Linked DNA regions of Homo sapiens: region 2 is linked to region 1. Evidence: chromatin contacts called from ENCODE Hi-C or POLR2A ChIA-PET data. All regions are on one chromosome and are shown on one strand. Each heading gives the region's core, a stretch centred on a gene start or an enhancer-like site at or near the end of the contact. The rest is flanking DNA. Distances are from core to core; before and after follow the strand shown. Region 1 has its middle 27 kb from the start of SLC9A8. Region 2 overlaps SLC9A8 (solute carrier family 9 member A8).

Region 1 (2,946 bases), core at 279-2,778:
GATTACAGTCATGAGCCACCCTGCAGGGCCTCAGAAGGTATATTTGAAAGATGCGCATAAATGCTGGGTACTGATATCGTTCTGCACTGGACTTTGGAATCAACAAAATAGAGTTTAAATTTTTATTTCATGCCTTCCTGGGCTGTATGACGTTAGGAAAGTTCCTTAACCTCTCTGAACCCTGCTTTCATCATTTGCTAAGCAAGGATAATGGTATATTACTCATCAACGGCTGGGAAAATCAAATAAGACAATGGACATAAAGTTGAAGTATAGTATTCAGTCCAAAGAGGGTGTTCAATACATGGTCATTTTATTGATAAGGAGTGTATGCTGGGTTAGAACATGAGCTTGGAGATCAGAGAGACCTGGCTTTAAATACAGACCTTCACTTCCTGGCTGAGCAAATTATTTAACCTCTCTGTGCCTCAGCCTCCCAATATTTGAAATGGAAGCAGTAACAGTTCCAGCCCACTGGGTGGCTGAAGCATGAAAGAATGGATGGCACATTTTATTTTATATTTTATTTTATTTTATTTTATTTTATTTTATTTTTTGAGAGATGGAGTCACCCTCTGTCATCCAGGCTGGAGTGCAGTGGCACGATCTCTGCTCACTGCAACCCCTGCCTCCCAGGTTCAAGCGATTCTCCTTCCTCAGCCTCCCAAGTAGCTGGGATTACAAGTGCCCACCACCATGCCCAGCTAATTTTTGTACTTTTAGTAGAGATGGGGTTTCACCATGTTGGCCAGGCTAGTCTCGAAATCCTGACTTCAAGTGATCCACCCGCCTCGGCCTCCAAAATGCCCGGCCAGATGGCACATTTAAACCAGTCAAGCAAGTATGCTTTCGCTTTATTTTGTGTTATTATTAGGTTCCTTTTTCTCTTTGAGGGCATGGAGGAAGAGACAGGGTCAAAAGGCTGTTGCTACAAACATACAAAGTTTGTAGTAAGTAAGTCTTACACAAAAGAATACGTGTTATGTGCTGCCATTTCATCAAGTTCAAAAAACGGCAAAAATCATCACTGCTGTTGGAATCAGGATAACGGTTATCGCTTAGGATGGGAAAGACTTGAAGGGAGCTTCTCCGGGGCGGGGAATGTTCTGTTCCTTGAGCTGGGGGCTGGTTACCCCGCTGTCTGCCTTTGTGAAAATGTATCGAGCCATCGCTCCCCTGTGCACTTTCCTTATTTGTGCACTTTTCTGTATGTCTGTTACACTTCAATAAAAAAGTTTTCCCCCAAAAGTCTCTGTGGTCTGTTGGAAGCTGGCAATGGCCAAGGGGCTGAGGCGCACAGGTGGGGACCCTTCCTTGCTAGCCACCGCAGTTTCTGTTTCAGCTTGAGGTACAGCAATCAACTTCCTCTTCAGATGCATGACTTGCTGCTGACCTCTAGAACCTCTGGCCACAAGGCTCCTCTTGCCCCTGTAATGTGGCCTGATTCCATTCCTTCATCTGGGTCCAGTCTGGTGCCAGCCAGCCTGACTGTCCATATTATCAGACGCCAGGACTGTGGGACAGACTTGTTTAGAAGGATATTTTGATCAGTAGCCTTGGGTGGCAGCTTCAGATCAACCTCATATTGAACTTACAAGGAGGGTTGGTGCTGTCTGTTCTTTCTTTTTTTTTTTTTTGAGACAGAGTTTCACTCTTGTTGCCCAGGCTGGAGCGCAATGGCACGATCTTGGCTCACCGCAACATCTGCCTCCCGAGTTCAAGCGATTCTCCTGTCTCAGCTTCCCAAGCTGGGATTACAGGCATGCGCCACCACGCCTGGATAATTTTCTATTTTCAGTAGAGACAGGGTTCCTCCATGTTAGTCAGGCTGGTCTTGAACTCCCAACCTCAGATGATCCGCCCACCTCGGCCTCCCAAAGTGCTGGGATTGCAGGTGTGAGCCACCGCGCCTTGCCTGTTCTTTTATTCATTAATTCAAACGACAAGTTGTAGACACCTAACATGTACATGGTTCATGGTTTGTACAAGGATACTTCATTCATGCATGCATGGATTCATTCATTCATTCATTCACATACCTGCTAGGCACTGTGCTAGGTGCTGGGAACGCATCTGTGTAGAAAACAGACAAGGTCCCTGCACTCCTGGAGCTGATTCATTAGTAGAGGGAAACGGAAAATAAATAAATAAATTGCCCAGCATGATGGTTCACTTATAATCCCAGCACTTTGGGAGGCTGAGGCGGGTGGATCGCTGGAACCCAGGAGTTTGAGATGAGCCTGGTCAGCATGGCGAAACCCCTTCTGTACAAAAAATACAAAAATTAGCCAGGTGTGATGATGTGCACTTGTGGTACCAGCTACTTGGGAGGCTAAGGTGAGAGGATTGCTTGAGTCCAGGAGACAGAGGTTACAATGAACCATGATCACACTACTGCACTCCAGCCTGGGCAACAGAGTGAGACCCTGTCTCAAAAAAATAAAAATAAACAAGTAAATGCACAGTATGTTAGATGGTATGAGTGCTACGGAGAAAATTTAAGCAGAGACACGGACAGTGAGTGCAAGACGTGTTTGGGGGCAGGTTGCAATTTTTAATAGAGTGTTCAGAAAATGACTTCCTGAGAAGATGGCATTTAAGCAAAGACTTGAGGAAGCCAAGGGAGTTGGCCATTTGAATGTATGAGGGAGGGCTGGGTGTGGTGGCTCACACCTGTAATCCTAGCCGTTTGGGAGGCTGAGGTGGAAGGAATGCTTGAGGCCAGGAGTTTGAGATGAGCCTGGGCAATATAGTGAGACTCCCATCTCTACAAAACAATAAATAAATTATTTATTTATTTATTATTTAATATATTTCATTATTTAATATATATATTATATATAAATATATATACATATATTATTTAATATTATATATAAATATATATATATTTAATATAATAAATAAATAAATTAGCCAAGCTCGTGGCACACACCTGTAATGTCA
Region 2 (2,946 bases), core at 149-2,648, 82 kb before region 1:
GGCAGAGAATTGCTTGAACCTGGGAGGCAGAGGTCGCAGTGAGCCGAGATGGCACCACTGCACTCCAGACTGGGCTACAGAGCGAAACTCTGCCTCAAAAAGAAAGAAAGAAAGAAAGAAAGTGTTATCTCATGATTAATCTTGCAAACTCATCCTTCAAGCCCAAAGTCCCCTCCTCTGTGACTCACCTTGACAGAGTGTCACTCTCTCCCATCCCCTGCAAGCCCAGTGTTCGCTAACTGCTCTGCCTAAGTGGGGTCTATTCATCTTTGAATCTTTAGTGTCAGAGGCCAAAGTGGCCCTCAAAACTGGCTTGACTGAACAATAAAAATAGTTAACATGGATACAGTCAGAACAAATATTCTGAGAATAGCTAACGCTTGCTGAGTTATAATTAGGGAGACTGTTTGATTTGCTGTGGATACCAGGACATTTTTTAGAATAAACGGGGATATTATTAATTCATCATATTGAGACAGAGGGCAAACCAGGACTTCTGGCCACCCCAGCAGTGGCACAGATGCCCCATCAGGACTCTCACTTGCATCGCTCCCCACTCCTCAGCAAAGGCGTCAGGCTGGCCCTTTTGTCTATTTTATAATGAGGAAGTAGAGCATGGGGTGGTTAAGTCTGTAATCTGAGGTTACACAGCCAATAAGAGGTGGAGCTGGGATTCAAATCCAAGTCTGTCTGTTATCCAGCCCCAGTCCTTAGCAACTGTGTTCCCTACATGTGGATTTAGGTAAATAATTCCCACTTCCTAGGAAGAGAATGTCCTGCTCCATGGTCTTGGGAACCACTTGAGATCAGTCCTTTGTGATAGTCAGGAAAAGGGGAGCACACAAAGGAAGGTGAAGACAGCAGAAACCACCCTTTCCATCTGTGCTTTCACAGTGCAATGTGGGGCGTCCACACACCACACAGGGCCATCCTGCCCCTCTCTGAAAACCCTGCGTGACAAATACCCAAAAGGCAAAGTGCGGACAGAGCAGGTTCCCTCACCCAGAGGCAGATCTGGTGTTCCTGGCTTGCACTGCTGTGTGTGGAGCAAGGTCCCTAAGGAAATGAAACCCCTCTCAACAGGAAACACTGCCAGTCTGAAAAGAAGGTAAGAAAAACACTCCCTTATTTTAATCACAGATTCCAAACAGATGCATGAAACACATCTTTGCCAACAGGTACTCAATGATCTTCTCAAGGGGGTAGAGGAACAATTTAGAAAAACAGATGTAAAAATAGCTAGGCTAGAGCCGAATGACTCACAGGTAACGTTTTTGTAAGTGCCAACATTCAGTAAAGAAAGGGAACCTCATGGCAGACACCAGGATGGAATTACCCTGGTGAACTGGTCTGCGATGAAAAACAAAACCCTGAAAATGGTGAGTCCACTCTGCTTCCTCCTTGTGCTGCTCATGCAGCACCCAAGTGTGACTCCGGATAGCGACTGGGTAGAAAAGTTCTGTCAACTGAGTCACTAGAGACCACTGGGCCTTCAGCTTTGCGTCTGAAGAAATTACTGCTACACAGAACACTGTCCTGCTCTACATAACTAGAAAACCTGATACAAGATATGAAACAAAACTATTTTCTGACATGGGACAAAAGATAGGGTAGGACTGTGATTCCTGCCGGAAGGGAGACAAAGGTGGCCACTCTTTCCCTAGGCCCCCTGCTGAGCTGACTGCCTGAGGCTGAGGCTTTAAGAGGGCTGTCCTGTTGAGTCGGGGAAGCTGCACAGAAAGAGAGCTCTTGGACATCTACTGTAAAGTCCCCTTGAGTCTTTGACTGATACTGATCAGTAAATATGTCGGATGAAACAAGAAGCTGGGGAAAGAACCATTAAAAAGAAGTAGGCTGAACAATTCCAGAAGCTGACATGGGTGGGAATAGTTTGCGTTCCCACCAGCCAGAGTGGAGTGAGCTCACGGTACCTGAGACACCTTAGTTAGGGCCCTGCTACTCTGCACCAGCCCTAAAAAAGTTTAAATGTAAGCCTCAAGAAGGATTAAACTGATGTCAAGAGACTTAGATACGTGCCAGAAGAAAAGTCCAGAAATAACACACACACACAAAAAAAATTGTTTTTAAAAGAAAAGTCCAGAACTCCGTAAAGGAATACAATAAAATCTTGTGCTCAACAACATAAAACTTCACAATGACTGACATCCAATCAAAACTTAATAACAAGCAAAGAGCAAGAAAATGTGACCTATAAGCACAAGAAAAATCAACAACAAAACAGACCTACAGTTGACAGAGATGACGGAATTAGCAAACAAGGACATTAAAACAGCTATCAGAAATTTCTATGTTTCATATGCTCCAGAATATAGAAGAAAACATGAACATGATGAAGAGAGAAATGGAAGAAATGAAAATAACCTAAAGGGATCTGCTGTAGATGAATTATAAAATATGTAAATGAGAAATACGCTGGGTAGGATTAGCAGGAGATTCCACATGGCAGAAGATCAGTGACTTTGAAGATACGGCAACAGGAAATAACCAAAATTAAGCACATAGGGAAAAAAAGAAAAAAAGGCAAAGCATATTGTGGGCCAATAGCATGCTACCTCTCATAACTGGAGTAAACTGAAGTCTCAAGGGGAAGAGGAAGGCGGAACAAAAAAATATTGATAAAGAAATGGGCAAAAGCTTACCAAATTTGATGAAAGCTATAAACTCATATAAACTATAAACCCAAAAAACTCAATGAACCCAAGGCGAATATAAAAATAACCACACCAAAGCACATCTAAATGCAGTTGCTACACACCTATCAGGACAGCTAAACTTTTTTAAATTAAAATAAGTGTGGTGGCAATATGAAGCAACTGGCACTCTCTCATACATTCTGAGGAATGTAAAATGATACAGTCACTTCGAAAAACACTAGGCAGTTTCTAAAAAAGTAAAAATGTACTTACCATATGACCTAGCAGCCTT

Evidence for each region. Hi-C counts contacts between places; a loop is a spot of excess contacts on that map. ChIA-PET counts read pairs that join two places held with the same protein, here RNA polymerase II (POLR2A). Pooled maps may share reads with other maps.
Region 2: a pooled map shows a loop between it and region 1 (2.7-fold over the local background). The contact joins two enhancer-like sites. A Hi-C loop is called at or near these places in 2 of 50 pooled maps. POLR2A ChIA-PET finds 5 or more read pairs at or near these places in 6 of 52 experiments (A549, AG04450, BJ and 3 more).

Annotation. Positions count from the first base shown.
Region 1 is chr20:49,784,378-49,787,323 of GRCh38, reverse strand. No RefSeq gene overlaps it. Among named protein-coding and RNA genes, the nearest start is that of SLC9A8, 27 kb to the left of the region's middle. RefSeq lists an enhancer at 1,402-1,641. Within about 2 kb of position 1,528, at least 6 of the 41 ENCODE cell types and tissues checked have a DNase peak (open chromatin) inside an H3K27ac peak, as active enhancers do; they include GM12878, where a contact is called at or near this core.
Region 2 is chr20:49,866,388-49,869,333 of GRCh38, reverse strand. All of the region lies in intron 10 of SLC9A8 (solute carrier family 9 member A8), which reads right to left. Among named protein-coding and RNA genes, the nearest start is that of MIR12122, 4.0 kb to the right of the region's middle. RefSeq lists enhancers at 1,185-1,234, 1,475-1,584. Within about 2 kb of position 1,398, at least 2 of the 41 ENCODE cell types and tissues checked have a DNase peak (open chromatin) inside an H3K27ac peak, as active enhancers do; they include GM12878, where a contact is called at or near this core.